Regions from separate parts of the Homo sapiens genome. Here region 1 is linked to region 2. Evidence: read pairs that join two places in POLR2A ChIA-PET (ENCODE). Cell type or tissue: MCF 10A. All regions are shown on one strand. Links, peaks and the distances in the headings refer to the core of each region. The heading gives the core; the rest is flanking DNA. Region 1 overlaps ANKRA2 (ankyrin repeat family A member 2). Region 2 overlaps ARHGEF28 (Rho guanine nucleotide exchange factor 28).

What was found. ChIA-PET counts read pairs that join two places held together with the same protein. Peaks named below come from ENCODE experiments on the same cell type or tissue, not always from the same donor. Only the 100,000 strongest peaks of a DNase experiment are listed, where the experiment ranks them.
Region 1: POLR2A ChIA-PET joins it to region 2 with 5 read pairs; 4 of 35 experiments call an interaction of 5 or more read pairs at or near these places.

Annotation. Positions count from the first base shown.
Region 1 is chr5:73,553,762-73,561,761 of GRCh38, reverse strand. It overlaps ANKRA2 (ankyrin repeat family A member 2), which reads left to right. Exons shown (of 9, transcript NM_023039.5): 3 at 474-632; 4 at 4,122-4,187; 5 at 6,177-6,274; 6 at 6,776-6,901; 7 at 7,374-7,440. Among named protein-coding and RNA genes, the nearest start is that of ANKRA2, 7.9 kb to the left of the region's middle. In MCF 10A, for the core only: no CTCF peak of the experiment used is centred there; no DNase peak of the experiment used is centred there.
Region 2 is chr5:73,780,479-73,791,105 of GRCh38, reverse strand. ARHGEF28 (Rho guanine nucleotide exchange factor 28) reads right to left here. Exons shown (of 36, transcript NM_001177693.2): 7 at 10,361-10,430. Among named protein-coding and RNA genes, the nearest start is that of ARHGEF28, 160 kb to the right of the region's middle. In MCF 10A, for the core only: a CTCF peak has its summit at 7,063 (motif pointing left); a DNase peak (open chromatin) is centred at 4,535.

The DNA of each region.
Region 1 (8,000 bases), core at 1-8,000, 230 kb after region 2:
AGAGCCTCTCTCTGTCACCCAGGCTGGAGTGCAGTGGCGAGATCTTGGCTCACTGCAACCTCCGCCTTCTGGGTTCAAGCAATTCTCCTGCCTCAGCCTCCCGAGTAGCTGGGATTACAGGCGTTTGCCACCAAGCCCGGCTAATTTTTTGTATTTTTAGTAGAGATGGGGTTTCACCATGTTGGCCAGGCTGGTCTTGAACTCCTGACCTCAGGTGATCCACCTGCCTTGGCCTCCCAAAGTGCTGGGGTTACAGGCGTGAGCACCATGCCCAGCCTAGACTTTTTTTTTTTTTGACTAACCATTATGCAAACAAGGAAGTATGGACTTTAATGATAAAAACAATTTAGTATCACTTGATAAATAGTTTAATTGAAGCTATTACACCTCATGTATTTCTTTTCAAATGTAGACATTGACATAGAACTCTTACTGAAATGCTTTTAATGTGTTTACATTTGTTTTTCACTTAGCTGAATGCAATATCCATACATCTCCTTCTCCGGGAATTCAAGTAAGGCATGTCTACACCCCCTCTACAACAAAGCATTTCTCACCCATAAAACAGTCAACCACTTTAACCAACAAACACAGAGGAAATGAGGTCTCTACCACACCTCTGTTAGCAAATTGTAAGTATTTGCCACTGATGTATTACTATATTCTTAATGTAATACTTTCAAGAGTTTGACTTTAAAACATTATTTCATTAAATGCATATTTTCTGGATAAAGAAAATGTGTTATACTACACAATGGAATACTATTCAACCTTAAAAAAGAAGGAAATTCTGTCACTTGGTGACACATGGATGAACCTGCAGGACATTATGCTAAGTGAAATAAGTCAGGCATAGAAAGACAAATACCACACGATCTCACTATATGAGACATCTGTAAAAGTAGAACTCAGTGGAAGTACACAGTGGACTGGTGTTTACCAGAGGCTGGGAGAGGGGAGTAGATGCTGAAAAGGTAGAGATACTGATCAAAGGATACAAAGTTTTAGCTAGACAGGAGGACTACTTAATGACCTGTTGTACACAATGGTGACTATAATAAATATAATGCACTGAAGGCTGGGCATGGTGGCTCACACCTGTAATCCCAACACTTTGGGAGTCCGAGGCTGGTGTGTCACTTGAGCTCAGGAATTCGAGACTGGCCAGGGCAACATAGCAAGACCCTGTCTCTACTAAAAATGCAAAAAATAAAAAATAAAAAAATTTCAAAAAATAGCCAGGCGTGGTGGTGCATGCCTGTGTTCCCAACTACTTGGGAGGCTGAGGTGAGAGGATCACTTGAATCTGGGAGGAGCAGGTTGCAATGAGCTGAAATAGCACCATTGCACTCCAGCCTGGGTGACAGAGTGAGACCCTGTCTCAAAAAAATAAAAATAAAAAATAATAATGCATTGTATTTTTCAAAATTGCTAAAAGAGTAAATTTTAAATGTTTACACCACGAAAAAATAAGTATGTGAGGTGATAGATTTGTGAATTGGCTTTAATCATTCCATAATGTAAACATATATTAAAATACCCCTTTGTACTCCATAGATATACACAATTATTATTTGTCAATTAAAAATAAATAAATGCATTATACGTAACTTTTTTGAAAGCTTAAGTGATGTCCTAGTAGTTTTAGCAGTTGTAAACTTTTTCATATATTCTTGCATTTTTAAATATTTCATGTGGGGCTAGACACGGCGTGTCACACCTGTAATCCCAGCACTTTGGGATGCTGAGGTAGGAGGATTACTTGAGTTCAGGAGTTCAAGACCAGCCTGAGCAACATAACAAGATCCCATCTCTACCAAAAAAAATTTTTTTTAATTAGCTAGGTGTGGTGGCAAACACCTGTAGTCCCACATACTCAAGAAGCTAAGGCAGGAGGATCACTTGAGCCCAGGAGGTCAAGGCTGCAGTGAGCTGTGATCATGCCACTGTACCCCAGCCTGAGCAACAGAGTGAGACCATGATTCCAATCAATCAATAATAAATAAATAGTTCATGTGTTATATTTCTCTGTTGAGAGCAAATACAGATTAAAATATTAATTATGAAAACTTAAAAGTTTTACTGTAAAAATAGTGAGTTAATAAATAATAAATAGAGATTAAAAATAATAATTCTGAGCCCTTTGAAATTAAGACACTGTATTTTCATCTTCTTAGAGTTCAAGGCTTCACATTTTACTTATAAACCAGATCACTGATCAATAAATGATTTTGTAGTAAAAGCTGAGTGATTTGCACTGTAATTTTGAATTTGAATATAATATGAATATGAAATCACCTATTTTAACACCTTGAATCCACAATTTTTTTAAAGTAGAATCATTGTAGAGGAAGTTTTTCTATTTAAAATACAAAAATATTCTATATAGTATAAGTATGTTAAAAAAAAGAAAAACAGCAACTGTATTTGTGTTAGTATTTAACTGTATTTCTGTTAGTCACTGTATTTGAGAATGTAAGATAAATATATCTATATTCTAAAGCATGACAAAATCTGTTTTTTCTTTGGAAACACTAAATCCCTCCTGATTTCTGAGTCACATACTGTACCAACTGAGCTAGGAAGAATCTTCCTGTAGGACTCTCATCCCACCTGTAGGCCATTTCTGGTTTACTTATATAAATTTGCATAGGACACCAATTGCTTTTCCTTCTGTAGTAAGGCCATCCAATCGTATCATTGAAGTCAATGATCAAATGCTACTAATTTTTAAGGAGAACTCTCCCTATTTGGCATTGTCTTTAAAGAAGTTGTCTTAAAATAATCCACCATAGAATTTTTGAGCTAAAAACAAACACCTAAGATCATTTGATTTACATCTCATGTTACAGACAAAAATGTTTAAACTTATCCAACATCACACAGCTAATTAGCCACAGCTAGGCCTACACTCAAGAATTTATTCTCAGGCCAGGCGCAGTGGCTCATGCCTATAATCCTAGCACTTTGGGAGGCTGAGGCTGGCGGATCACTTGAGCTCAGGAGTTGAAGACCTGGGCAACATGGCAAAACCCTGTCTCTACAAAAAATATGAAAATTATCTGGATGTGGTGGCACCCACCTGTATAGTTCCAGCTATTTGGGGCACTGAGGCAGGAGGATCACTTGAGCCCAGAAGGTTGAGGCTGCAGTGAGCTGAGATCACACCACTGCACTCAAGCCTGGGTGATAAAGCGAGACCCTGTCTCAAAATAAATAAATAAATAAATTTACTCTCAAGGCCAGTTTTTCATTTGTGACTTCATTCCTTGTAAAAAGAAAACCCCATAGAATCTCGAAATAAAAATATTTAAGACCACAATGGGGTCAGTCAATAAAAAGACAAAAGAGTGTCTTCATGTCTTAAGACCCATCTTCCTGATAAGTTTGGATGCAGAAATAGCATTTTAAAAATTAAATATCTAAGCCGTTTCTTCAGAATAGATTTCATTGATAATACCAATTTGTAGATTTTTAAAAAAGGCTGAGGCATGGTGGCTCATGCCTGTAATCCCAGCACTGTGGGAGGTCAAGGTGGGAGGATCTGCTTGAGCCCTGGAGTTCAAGGCCAGCCAGAACAACATGACGAAACCCTGTCTCATAAAAATAAAATTGTAGATATCAGAATTACCTTAAATAAATATGAATCAATTCTCAGATACAGAATGAGTACTTGTAATTTTAGGGTACTTTTTTTTTTTCTGTCACCCAGACTGGAGTGCAGTGGCACAATCTCAGTTCACTGCAACCTCTGCCTCCCTGATTCAAGTGATTCCCCAGCCTCAGCCTCCCAAGTAGCTGGGATTACAGGCACATGCCACCATGCCCAGCTAATTTTTGTATTTTTTGTAGAGACAGGGTTTTGCCACGTTGGCCAGGCTGGTCTCGAACTCCTGACCTCAAGTGATCCACCTGCCTCTGCCTCCCAAAGTGCTGGGATTACGGGCATGAGCCACTGCGCCCAGCCTTAATTTTAGGATACATTTTAAGTTATATTTTTAAAACAATAAAATTGTAGTTTTTGTTTTGGAAAAGAAAATTGGTGACACAAACATGAACCATGGGATGATGCAAGTGTACCCTATAGATAATTCATGAAGCATTTTATGATACTCTTTCAGCTTTGTCTGTTCACCAGTTGGCTGCTCAGGGAGAGATGCTCTATCTGGCTACTCGTATCGAACAAGGTAATAGCCTATTTAAAAATATTTAAACAAATTCAATAGGATTTATTAGATTTGTTATTGTTTTATTTTAATATAAGAAAGTCCTAAAGACAAAAACAAATAGTTACATAAACTCACCAGGCAGATAACCCAATGGATAGTAAAAAAAAAAAAAAAAAAAAAAGGAATATAAAGCGTAAAAGTTCCTTTACCACCGTTGCCTTTTCCCCAAAAGCAAACGTTATAAGTTTCTTACATTTTCAGTAAATTTTTTTGAAAACATTTCTATTTATGTTTCGGATTATGTGTGAGAATGTATATGTGCTTGTTATTTACACAAAAGGGAAAATATACACTACATTGCACCGTTTTACACTGAATACTGTGGAGAGCTTTCCATATAAGCACGTATTAAAGACCTATTTTATTCTTTTCATAGTTCCATAAGTGTGCATTGTATTGCATGTACGTGTTCTATGTTATTTTTTTTTTTAACTGCCCCCCTTAAGTTTTAAGTTTAAACTTAAAACTTAAAAGTATATCTATAGGGCAGATTCCCACAAGTAGATTTGCTGGGTCAAAGGGTGTATATATATATATATGTATTTTTTTATATATGTAAATATATATTTTATATATATAACCAGATGTGTGTCCTCACACAAGAGCTAGAGTTTCTGTTTCCCCACGCCCTCACTGATACAGGATATTAGCAGATTCCAAATTTTGCTAATCTGACGTGTGAAAAATGGCATCTCAGAGTAGTTTCATTTACATTTTTTAAGTTATGGTCTACTGGAATTTTTTGCGTGTGACCTACCTGCTATATATTAGTATGTAAACTCTAAATTAAGGAAATTAGCTTTTTTTCTTGTTGTTGTTTATGTTGCATATATTGTTCCCCAGCTTGTCATTTTTCCTTTGACTTCCTTTATGAAGTTCTGAAAGCATAACATCTGTAAGTCATAAATTTATTTTCTTCTTTGTGACTTCTGGATTGTATATCTTGCTTAGAAAGGATTTCCCATTTCAAGATTATAAATAAATTCACTCATTCCTTATTCTAGAACTTCTGGGCTTTCCTTTTTACATTTCAATATTTAACTCATATGGAATATGTTTTGTTGTAATGAAGTAAAGATTGAGCTGTATTTTTATTTTCATGCTTTAAAAAGTTAGCCAGTTGTCCCAAAACTGTTTATTGAATACAGGGAGTCTGATCAAAGAGTTTTATTTTGCTTAATCTTGTCATTTTTATAAGAAAGAATCTTATATTTCTGTTTGTTTATGAATATTTGGAGGCTTCTTCAATCTACTAAATAAATTTAGGGAAAAGGCTGTGGACTTAATAACTAGTAGACAATCTAGGGAAGAAAATGGGGTTCAAGGTAGAATTGCATGGTACTGTATTTCAGACTATTCATTCACATTATATTATCTGTCATCCACATAACATTATGTTAGCAAACCACAAGAATGAGAGAAATTCACAGGCAGCAATGTTAGCTATGGAGTAGAAGATAGCTTCAATAAGATTCAATAAGTTTATATATTTCTGTAATTCTGAGGGCTATCATATAATCTCACTTTTATTATGATCCTCCCAACTGTACGTTGATGTAAGCAAGGAATTCTGTATATTGAAGAAATTAAGTGTCTTGCCCAGGGTCACATGGCTGGAAAGTGACAGAGCCAGGATTCAAACTGTGGTCTCCTGATTCTGAGACCAGTGTTCTCTTGACTGCCTTGTACCCGACATTATGTCATGTCTGGTAGTTTATACTTTAAGTAATATGCTATCTGAACCCGGCTATGTACATTGAGGCATATTTTAATACACTCAGACTACAAATTACAACAACATGCAATAAATAGGACACCAACATAAAGTCAGCACAAAGTGAACTTTACTGAGTATTATAATCAGCTCTTTGGAATGCCAGTTTTTCATAGTGATATTAAGATATGGTTGTTAAATTAGATCACAAAAATTGCTTTTCTTTTAAATAGAAAATGTTATCAATCACACGGATGAAGAAGGATTTACTCCTCTGATGTGGGCTGCAGCACACGGGCAAATAGCTGTGGTAGAGTTCCTACTTCAGAATGTAAGGAAAATGCCTCAGAAAATGTATATGTATAGTTACTTAAGTTAAGTCTTTAGTAGAGTTTTTATATATCCAGCCAGCTAGATATAATGGTAGAGGCTACCAAAAAAAGTTTAATGCTTTTCATATTCTTGTGGAACTTGGATCTAGTTGGGAAGGCAAGACTAATCATACATGCAACAGTGAGAAATAATTTAACGCCCAGACCCCTCTACATCCCACGGGAACAGAAGTACTGTCAGCTTTGAAGGAGAAGGCTTCATGGAGGAGCTGTGACTTGACTCCAGAGTGAAAGGATAATTAGGATTGATACAGGACGGAGGAAGGAAGGCATCCAGGCAATCTCAATAAAAGCATCCATGAGTAAAAGTTTCCATTATTTCTTTATTAAGCCCAGAACATTACCAGGCCTAGTGTTGAACTATAATTATTGTTGACAGGAATAACAATATTCTTGTTTAAACTAATTGAGAAGTCTTTTATCTCTACTTCCCATACCAGGGTGCTGATCCCCAACTTTTAGGAAAAGGTCGAGAAAGTGCACTGTCGTTGGCCTGTAGTAAAGGCTACACAGATATTGTCAAAATGCTGCTTGATTGTGGAGTTGATGTAAATGAATATGATTGGGTAAGTTTGTAATACTAAATTTAAAATGACTCTAGCAAGTTTTAGAATTTATTTGGTTTGGGAGAGATGCAGTAAGTTTTATTAAAGAAGAAATAGACTGAGCATCGTGGTGTACACCTGTAGTCCCAGCCACTTGGGAGGCTGAAGCGGGAGGATAGCTTGAGCCCAGAAGTTTGAGGCTGCAGTGAGCTGTGATTGCACCACTGTACTCCAGCCTGGGTGACAGAGTGAGACCCTGTTTCTAAAAAATAAATAAAAGAATAAATAAAGAAGAATAATTAATTAGCTACATAGAAGAAAAAGTTAATATCATAGACTCAATTATTAGTTCTGATTTAAGTATCCTTCACAAAATATTAAAATTACTTTAAATGATTATATGTCTAATTCTAGTAAAACTTCTTACAGCAGCATTAAATTACTTGAGTCTTGCTCACCGTGAAAAACTCTGAATCACCTTTTCATTTTGCAGAATGGAGGAACACCTCTGCTTTATGCTGTACATGGAAATCATGTGAAATGTGTAAAGATGCTCTTAGGTAAGCAGATAAAAATTTAGAAAATGCCATGTGAGGACTTGATTTTATTTTTTCGACCTGGCCTCCCCTGGTACTACTCAGGAGAATCATTAACTATTGTTAAATACATGAATCTTGCTGCTCTTCACCCTTAGAGCACCTGCCACCAAAAGTTGCCCATGTGAGAAGCAGCTCCATCACATACCACACCTGCAATTGGACCTTTTATCCTTGTTGCTTTCATTTGGGGGGTCACATGTGAATCCACTATGTGGCCAGGCACAGTGGCTCAAGCCTGTAATCCCAGCACTTTGGGAGGCCGAGGTGGGTGGATCACTTGAGATCAGGAGTTCAAACCAGCCTGGCCAACATGGCGAAACCCCGTCTCTACAGAAAATACAAAAATTAGCCAGGCAGGTGGGCGCCTGTAATCCGAGCTACTCAGGATGCTAAGGCAGGAGAATCGCTTGAACCCCAGGGGCAGAGGTTGCAATGAGCCGAGACTGCGCCTCTGCATTCCAGCCTGGGTGACAGAGCAAGGCTCTGTCAAAAAAAAAAAAGAAGAAAAGAAAATGAATTCA
Region 2 (10,627 bases), core at 1,019-9,018:
GATGTGGTGGATGGTTAGACAAGCTGTGGATCAGGACAGAGAAGGAAAAGTTGTTTACTTTTTAGAATTAACTAATTGAAACACTTCCAATACTGGCGCTATTTTATCACAACTTCTGAACTGCCAGATTCATAGACAGATGAATCCTTTTCTCCTTACTTCCTCCCACCCTTCCAGCTCTGTAAGTCCAAAAGCCAACCCTTTTCCTCTCCACTTAGTAAGTATTGCTGTTTCACTACTAACTACTGCACCTGCATGTGTTGCTACAATGTTTTATCCTAGTGTACAAATTCAATTCACAATGGCCAGAGAATTAAAATGGCAAAGGCACTTGAGAGACTACTTGCCACTCTTAATTCAGAGACTGTTGTCACACTTTGAAAGTTTGTTTCAATATCCCAGTTATTCCTTTTTTTTTTTTTTTCCTAAAAGTGGGACTACTAATAAGAACTTTCATTTTGCCTGCTCGGTATAAATATGGACTGGGAGCAACAATGAGGCACTTATTTACAGAAATATCAAAATGAGACTTATCAGTGAGTGAGAGCCCAACATTCCACTCAATTCAACAAGCTCCACTGGTCCCTACTGAGCAGCAGCTGGGGAGAAGAAACCAAGATGGAAGAAATCCTTGGCCTCAAGCAACTCCAAAATGTGCTCCTTGGCATATCATTTTTATATTTCTATTCTATATTGTTTCAGAAAGAATTTAAGACATCTTCTTTAAAATACAGGTTTTTTTTCATTTAAATTACTTGTGTTTCTTTTTTTAAAGACAAAAGTAATTATTTAAGACAGTGGAGAAGTCCCTCCTCTTACACAGTTTTTTTTGTCTGGAGGTTAACATATGATCCAATTCTGGCCAGAGTCTTAATAGAAACTTTCCTGGCACCTCTCCAAAAAAGGCTTCTATCACTAATAGAAAAAAAAAAAGTTGCAGGGCAAAAGGATCTTTTTCCATTGCTCTTTTTGTCTGAATAGAGTTCAATGAAGAAATGATTTTGGAGCCACAGTAGCCCTCTTGCAACACCAGACTGCTGCAGGCCATTCTCCATGGTGTGCCTACTCTTACTGTGAAAACTTTTCTACCGGATTATCTTTTGAAGGATGGTTTTGTGGCCAACAGTCTTGAAACCGAGAAATAGTGTTTCCCCTGGGGATGAAGGCAGATTTGTTTTCAGACCAGGGTAGTAAAGATAACAGCCTCTTCCAGTGCAAGGGTTGGGCAGGCTTGCTAGCAGTCTCCTTATAAGATTTGGGATTTCTTAGTTTGGGGTTCCTCAGCTGTGACACAAACTGAGTGTGTGTGCAGCATCTATCTGAGCTGCTCACAAGGCTCCTGGGGGACTTGCTGGGCAAGGAGAACCAATGTGAACATGAAGCCCATGCTGCAATAAAGTCTTTTGTATCAAAAAAATAAATAAAATAAATAAAAACTTGGAAAAAAAACTAAACAAAAAAATCAATATAACTACCATTAAATGTTGGTATATACTCCCCCATATATGTTTTTATGACAGCTTTATTAAGGTATAATTCATATACTATACAATTCACCCATTTAGAGTATACACTTCAATGGGTTTTAGTATATTGAGTTCTGCAACCATCACCATAATCAATTTTAGGATATTTTCATCACTCCAATGAGAAAACCCCACACGCATTAGCAATCGCTCCACATTTCTCCCCAACCACCTCACCATCCTCCTTCCACACCCCAGCCCAAGGCAACCACTAATCTATTTTCAGTCTCAACAGAATTGCCTATTCTGGATATTTCATATAAATTGAATTGCACAATATGTAGTCTTTTGAAACTGGATTCATGTAGCATAATGTTTTCAAGATTCACCCATGCCGTAGCATGTATTAGTACTTCATTCCTCTTTACTGCCAAATAGTATTCCATTAGATAGATAGGTAGATAGATAGATAGGAGGTATCTACTTTGTTTTGTTTATCTATTCCTCAGCTGATGGATATCTGAGTTGTTTCCACTTTTTGTCTATTATTAATAATGCTGCAATGAACATTCTTTCAAGTAAAAGTTTTTGTGTAGATACATGTTTTCATTACTCTTAAGTATATGCCTAGGAGTATAATTGTTGAATCATATAACTCCATGTTTGATAAATTTTTATGATACAGATTTTTACATCTCCTGAACCCCCACCCCTGCCCACCATAGAAATCTCTAAAGCAAAGAATTCAATTATGGAGAGAAAGTATCCTCAGCCCCAAAATTTGGTTGCAATTATCAATTACACAGAAGCTCTAAATCATTATACAGTTGATCCTTAAACAAGACGGGTTTGAACTGCATGAGTCCACTTTTATATGGATTATTTCCAATAAATATATTGGTAATTTTTTTGGAGATTTTTTGACAATTTGATAAAACACGCAGACAAACCACCCTTTCCTAATCCTCCTGCTCCTCAGCCTACTCAATGTGAAGACAACAAGGATGAAGACCTTTGTGGTGGTCCAGTTCCACTTAATAAATGGTAAATGTATTTTATCTTCCTTATGATTTTATTAAGAACATTTTTTTCTCTAGCTTACCTTATTATACGAATATAGTATATAATACATGTAACATACAAAATATATATTAATCAATGGTTTATGTTATTGACAAGGCTTCTGGTCATCAGTGGGCTATGAGTAGTTAAGCTTGAGGAGTGTCAAAGTTACACATGAATTTTTGACTGTGCAGGGGATTGGTGCCCCTAATCTGAGTTTTTCAAGGGTTAACTGCATTTTTAAATTGAAGCCAGGGCATAATTTTCCTAAGTTAATCAATGGCTTGAATAAAATTAAGCAAGTCATCTTTCAAAGACATAAACAAAATTCCATTTTTACCAAACTTAGATTCTACTTTAACTCAAGAAAGAAACTAACCTTTAGCTATATTTTCAAGTAAAGATCACTGCAATTCTATTAGAATACTTAGTTGAGTTTAATACTTTTTTTTCTCTCTAGGCTGCTTATCTGACTCAGCTAGAATAAAGTATCTCAGATATGAGCCAAATGTGTTGCATCTAGGTGAGCTCTGGGGAACCTCTGAGTTTTGAGCTCAAACATACAGTGGGTTTAACCAGATGATCTCTAAAGTTCTTTCCAAGTCAAACTATGATTCTTTAATCCTTTGATAAACTAAGTGGTGAGGAGAATTTTTATTTCTGTGTGAGAAAATACTGATTTTTTATAATAATATACAAAATGAGTATCATATCATCATGATATCCTATCCATATCATGGTCCCTTTAATGATGGAGACTGTTCTTTCCTGTGACAAGGAGAAGAAAGAGGACTGGCAAAGTCAGTCACTAAAGGAAATACAGAAAAGGCTGAATTGCTCTGTAAAATGCAGCCATAAAAAAGAGTATGAGTTCATGTCCTTTGCAGGGACATGGATGAAGCTGGAAACCATCATTCTCAGCAAACTAACACAGGAACAGAAAACCAAACACCACAAGTTCTCACTCGTAAGTGGGAGTTGAATAAAGTGGACACAGGGAGGGGAACGTTACACACCAGGGTCTGTCAGAGGGTAGGGGGTAGGGGATGGATAGCATTAGAAGAAATACCTAATGTAGATGACGGGTTGAGGGGTGCAGCAAACCACCATGGCACGTGTATACCTATGTAACAAACCTGCACGTTCTGCACATGTATCCCAGAACTTAATAATAATGATAATAATACTAAATGAAAGCAACAGTTACAAATCATTTCCTAGGGCTGCGTATGATTTTTGTTGAAAATGCCAAAAATACCCTACTTCTAGGAAAACAATATTTTCAAGTGCTTGACCAGATATTTCACATGAGAGTCAAGGTAGAGCTGTGTATGCAAGTGAATGATCAGCTCTGCAGAACGGCCTGCCTAGTACTGCTGTCTTAAGTCCCCAACACCCAGGTCCCAGCTGTCCTGGCTTAAAGGACCTATATCTTGATATCTAAACCATCTGCAACAGTTCTCCTAAAAAGCCCTTGAGCTAGAGTGTCTCAAATGAAAAATCTTGGAAACAACACTTTGTGTGGATAAGAGCCCTATTGTTTTCCCAGTAATATCTCACAGGAGATATTCAAATAAGGAAAATCCACCACACAACTCTCTCTACATTTCACAAACCAAATCACAGAGGGAAGTGCTGCACCCTTGTCTACAGAATGTTCAAGCAAAAATCTGCTCACTTCTAGTCACCACGACACGAATGGCTGGGTCCTGGTATCTCAAAACACGTATCTTTACCATTGAATCCACCATAGGCGTGTGTTATATAACTTGCACTCATGATTAGACATCATTCAGTAAACATCCACTATGTTCAATACTGGGCAAGGTGCTTTATCTGTATTTTCCCACTGAAGTAAGTATTAAATGACACCGCCACCTCCACCCCACCCCATCATTTTCCACAAAAGCAAACAGCCTAATCACTTGCATTATGCTCAAAAGCCAGTTCACGGCAGAGCTGAGGATTTTAGCAAAGTCAGCTTATTACTGGCATGTGTCATCGAGACATGTCTGTGCCTGCGGGTCATAAGGACTTGAGAGAGATGAACCATTTGGAATAGAGCTCATTTCAAGGCAATGTTTCCAATGTTTGCGCTTTTTCTATCCCCCAAATGCTGAGAGAACTCTAGACGAGCAGTCCAGACGCTAAATAGATCAGTCCTCTGCTCTATAGGGGTAGTGGGAGTCTATAGTGTGGTCGGTAAGGGAGTGGACTGATCACCTGAGTTCTGACGGCTTGGGCCAGTGTCACCTCAGGTAAGTTACATAACTTTTCTGTGCTGCCACTTTCTCATGCATAAAGTGCGTAGGATTGACTCCTGACTCCCAGAAATGCCCCTCCCGATGACCATAGGTATGAGTGCTCCATGAGTGTATAGACTTAACTCAGGTTGTGACCAGTGCCTAGAACAATGCCTGGCACGTAGCAGGTGCTAACAAATGCTTGAGTGAAATTAAATGCAAGCAAACTACTTGAGGGCAAGGTTTTTTCTCTTTGCCTTTTTTTTTTTTTTTTTTTTGGTTACTGCCAAGAACAGTGGCTGGTATAAAGTGATGGGCAGTCAATACATATTTACTGAATGGATGGATATGGAAATGGGCCTAAGGACACGTGTCCACCTGTCCAGCCTGAATCTTGCATTTGGACCAACAGCCTCTTCTGCCTCCCACACAGAATCACAAAGGGGAAGCCACTTTGAGCCGGTGAGAGCGGCTGCCTCCACCCTGAAGGAAATGATTTTGCCCTCTCTTCTTGGTGATTGTAACACATGTTCCAATCCCTATTTCCTTGTCAATGAAAATGTGGAAGATAATTTATGGGGAGAAGCCAACAAAGTAACAAATGAGTGACACCAAGTTAAGACAGTTAGCAAATGCAGAGCGTTTTTGAACTACAAAATAATTTTTTAAGCGGATTCATACAGTGGCAAATGGTACTGTAGTTGTTCTCAGGTTGCGTTATAGCCCAGTAGATGCCAGGCAGGCAATAGCCTCCCATGTGATATCAAGAATTGAAGTGGGATGTCGAGGGAGGCATGAATGATCTGGAATATTCAAGATCACTGTGAACAGTTTGAAAAATTCTTTCTTGCACTTCTCTGGTGTGCGCATTACTGGACTAACAGATGGCGGGAACCCAGGTGATAGTGAAAATGGAGGACATAAGATCCAGAGAGGGAGGTGCCACAGAGTTGAGGAAGAACAACATTTTCAAAGTACCTTTCACAGACGGTTTCTATGAGAGGTTGAGAACTGCGAAAAAAGGACTCTCGTGTGATCCATTAATTTAGAGAACTGCTAAGTTAAACAAGATTATATAGGTTTCTTGACTTACTAGAGCCCACAAAACATTAAATGCATTCCAAATCTCAAAAGTGGGAGTTTCATATACAGTAGCCCCTGCCATCAGGGATTTCATGTTCTATGGTTTTGATTACCTGCCGTTGACTTCGGTCCAAAAATACTAAATAGAAAATTCCAGAAATAATTCCTACATTTTTTTAAATTGCAGACCATTCTTGAGTAGTATGATGAAATCTCATGATATCTCACTCCTTCCCACCAGGAAAGTGAATTATTTCATTGTCCAGTGTCCTTATGCTGCCTATGCTACCTGCCCATTAGTCTCTCAGTAGCTCTTAGTTATCAGATCAACGGTTTCAGTATGGCAGTGCTTATGTCCAAGTAACCTTATTTTACTTACTAATGACCCCAAAGCACAAGAGTAGTGATACTTGCATATTGTTATAATTGTTCTACTTTATTATTAATTATCATTGTTAACCTTTACTATGCCTAATTTATAAATTAAACTTTATCATAGGTGTGTATGTATAGAAAAAAACATAGTATATATAAGGTTCAGTGTTATCCAGGGTTGCAGGTATCCACTAGAGATCTTGGAACTTATCCCCCAAAGATAAGAGGGAACTACTGTACAGCATTTTCTACTTATTTGGCCAAAGAATCCTTATTTTTCAAAATAGCTTCCAAGATCAGTGTTCTGTACAATGCTCTTTAGGAAATCCTAGGACAGAGAGATCAAACAAGGATAAGAAGGCAAGGGGAAAATATGGAGCCAGGTTTTTTATTAATACTAATAATTAGCTTATTAATAGGAGCATATTAAAATAAGAAGACTTTTTGGCCATTCATTTGAAATAATGTGCCATTATTCTGGGAGTACAACTAGAATCATAAAACTATAGAAACATAACTGGATCGTAGGCAATAATAAAACCATTTATCACACTCACAGAGACAGCAAAGTTAATGTCCAGGCTAGAATTATTATAGTCTTTTAATTAATAGCAGCTACAGATATAAGCTTAGAGTTTCCCCCCTACTACACATTGTCCCAGAGGGGACAGAAAAGCATAATCTACTAAGAATCTTCTAATAGATTTTAAAGAGGAAGTTTGCTTTAGGGTTTGTTTGGTTTTTTTTTTTTAAGAGGAAGCTCTTATGCTCAAAATGTTTTGTTCTTTCAGTTGAGTCTCCTCCAGACTCATGAATGGACAAAAACTAATTGAATGTTTCCACTTTAGTTGAATATTGCCCTCTGCTGGAATATGCATACAGTTTCTAGTACTCTTTCAAGGGTAGACAAATACAAAAGCATTGTCTAGATTCAAGGGCTCTAAAGTATACCCATTAATTATTTGGAGTCAGAGGGCTTGGATTTCTGTCCAAATTCTTGTGCTTATTGGTTAATTTCAGTCAAACTGGCAGCCACGTATATTAACTTGGCTGCCCCAAACACCTGTCAAATTCAACTTGTCTAAAACTGAACGTATATTTTGTCACAATTCTGCTTCCTGGAAGGCCCATCCCACCCAGTGCTACACCCCAGGAATGGAGACACCGTCCTTCTCCCTTACCACTGACAGCCAATCAGATCCTACACTTTCAGGACCTCACTCATGTGTCCTCAACTCTCCCATCTTGTCACACTGCTGTAGGGCAGATTCTCTTCTGCGTTGCTTTCAGCAGCCCCATGGCTGGTCCCCATCTTCCACTAGGCCTCTCCCATCCATTCCCCATACTCCCACCAAAGTGAACTTTACAGAGCTGTCAGGGTAGAATTCTAACAACTTGCTTCACGTACAGCCATGCCAATCTGCCTACTTCTTAAGCCTATGTTCTTGGCATCACTGCCACCACCATACAGAAGCGCGCACACACACACATACACACACACACACACACACACACACACACACACACACACTATATTCCAGGGCTTCAAAATGAGCTGCATTTTCCCCAGTACGTCATTTGGCTCAGGACTTTGTATTGCATGTAGAATTCCCTTCCCTCCATTAGATCACAGCTCCAGGGCCACTTCTTCCAGGAAGCTTTCCCTGACTGCTCCACTGTCACAGTCTACAGCATGCTAATACACAGAGCTACTTGCAAATAACTCCTGTAGCAATTATCACACTGTGCCATGAGAGCTTGTTTTTCTGCCCCAACCTCAAACTGTAAGCCCCTTAAGAACAACTTGGAATTAAAATACTCCTTTAGACCTCAGTGTTCTAAATTAATTTGAAGGTAGAATACAAGAGAGGAAAAATTTGCAAGAGGATTTTTTAAAATCAGAAGTTGATTTTAAAAAAGAAAAAGTAAGGGCAGAGGCTTAAATAAGCAACAAGGTAATATAAAAAATGCAGTCAGCATTGCCATAGGCCCTTGTAATCAAGTGCCCAGAAACTTAGCTCCAAGTTTATCAGAAAGCTAGAAGTAAGAAACTTGATCGGCTACAGGTACAGCAGTAAAAGTGAGCTGAGCCAGGCACTCAGGTGAAGCTGTGTTCCCAATACAAAACCAGAAAGAGCTTTCTCCTACAGGTCTTCAAGGAGAAAGCACAAAGTGCCCACCACCTTCTTGGGCAGCAGGGTAAAGAGTGGCTCCGTCAACACAGCCAGTAGCGAGTGTCACCCACAGGGGAGAATAGTAAAGGCAATTCCCTTGGGCTCCAAGAAGGTGCAGTCTGAGGAGGAGGCTCAGCTGCTCGGGCTTAACCCAGGAACATATGCAGTCGGGATGGGCCACACAGACTCAGCAACTCACCAGAAATATGCCTTCTCTAACACTAGTTTTTTTAATCTTGTTTTGTTTTGTTTTGTTTTGTTTTTTGAGATGGAGTCTCACTGTGTCACCCAGGCTGGAATGCAGTGGCGCAATCTCAGCTCACTGCAACCTCGCCTCCCAGGTTCAAGCAATTCTCTTGTCTCAGCCTCCCGAGTAGCTGGCATTACAGGTGCACACCACCACACCTGGCTAATTTTTGTATTTTTAGTAAAGACGGGGTTTCGCCATGTTGGTCAGGCTGGTCTCGAACCCCCGACCTCAGGTGATCCACCCACCTCGGCCTCCCAAAGTGCTGGGATTACAGGTGTGAGCCACCGTGCCCAGCCAAGACTACTTTTTTTTTTTTTTTTAACAAACATGCAGGTAAAGAGTTTAAGATCATAGTATCTGACAAATACCTAGAATCCAACTCTTCTGTGAGGCCAGTTAAAAGCAGAATCAAAAGTATTGACCAGCTATTAACATTGGTGGCTTAGGAACAAGCGCCTTGTCATATTTTTCCTCCCTAGCCCCAGCATCAAGCTTGGTGGTTCTCAACCCTATCAGACCTATGCCCTTTACATTAACAGGTATTTTGTGTTGCTTCCTTCACTATCTTGAAATTGAGTTAGTAGATCACATAACTCTACCCCCTAGATACATATAACCTTATCTTCATGTCTAATTAAAAATAAAAATCAATATAATATCCTAACTAAAATATGAAGCAAATGGAGAGTAACTGATAAGAAGATAATATGTATTTCAATGCATAAAACCTTTACCCTAAATACCCTAGGAGACGCAATAATGTGGTTAGATTTTTGCAACCACCGGGTTTTGAAAACACAAAATCAGGATCTGTTCCAGACAAGAAATACAGGAATATGCAAAAATATGCTTCCTAGAATGAAAACTTCTGTTTATTACCATAACTTACTAAAAGACCAAAATTAATTTGCATATGGAAAAGCAGAAGTAACCTCAAATGAAGTAAGAATTGCATGCATAGATAAACTGTCAAGTTGAGGAAAATGAGGAATGATGATGTTCCTGCATATGAGCTAGGTATTATGCACAAGTGGGGCATCAGAATGATTCCATGTGGCATGTTGTGGAATAGAGTAGGAACAATGTATTATAAAAAATATATCTTCTTTTATGAACTTCCACCACAAGCAGAATCACACATGCCGTCTCTGAATCACCATCAGGACTGTAAACAGCTGTACAGGACGACTCTTAGTTGCATAGGGCTGTTCTGTATCTTGATGAACATCCAGCAGCCCTGATGCCTCAATTCTAAATGCCAGTGGTGTCCCCCGACCCTCGTGATGACAAAAACTCCTTCATGACTTCCAGAGTATCCTTGCTTAGCAAAAAGTAGGAGATCCACAAAGGTGGAAGAAACTAAAGAACAAATGATAGAATGAAGGACTCAATGAATGAACAAGCTGAATGAGGAGAACAATCAGAATGTCAAGAGAGCATCCTGAAGATCAGGAATGCGAGAGGACCTGGCCCAGGTCCCGGCAAACAGCACTCAGGACATTCCAGTTAAATGGAGAGTGGAAACAAACAGTATACTTCATTTGATGCTGTCCGAGGACCCAGGGGCTTTGCTGTATCCCACACCCCTGATCTTGCCTCTGAGCCCCTTGATTCCTGGCCGGCTTCACCACACACTTCAACGGACTGGTTAGATTGTTGGTCCAGAGCACTCTGTGGCTGCCATAAGTGGGAAAGGAGCATGCGTACCTTCTTCAGTTTCTGCACCGCTGGAGGGCATAGCTGTTCTTTCCTCTGGCCTGGCTTCTGGCTCAAAGGCCTAGGAAACAATGGGGAAAAAAAAAACAAAAAAGCACAGAAAACCATTTGAGGTTCCAGATATACAACAAAGAGGCAAAAGTCACTATCAATGATCTCAGAGCTAGGAGGTTGGGAAATAGAGGGTGGGTGAAAGCCGCTGGGAGAACATATAGCCAGCACCCCAGCAGGAGGGCGAGCAAAGTCAGGAGAAACTCC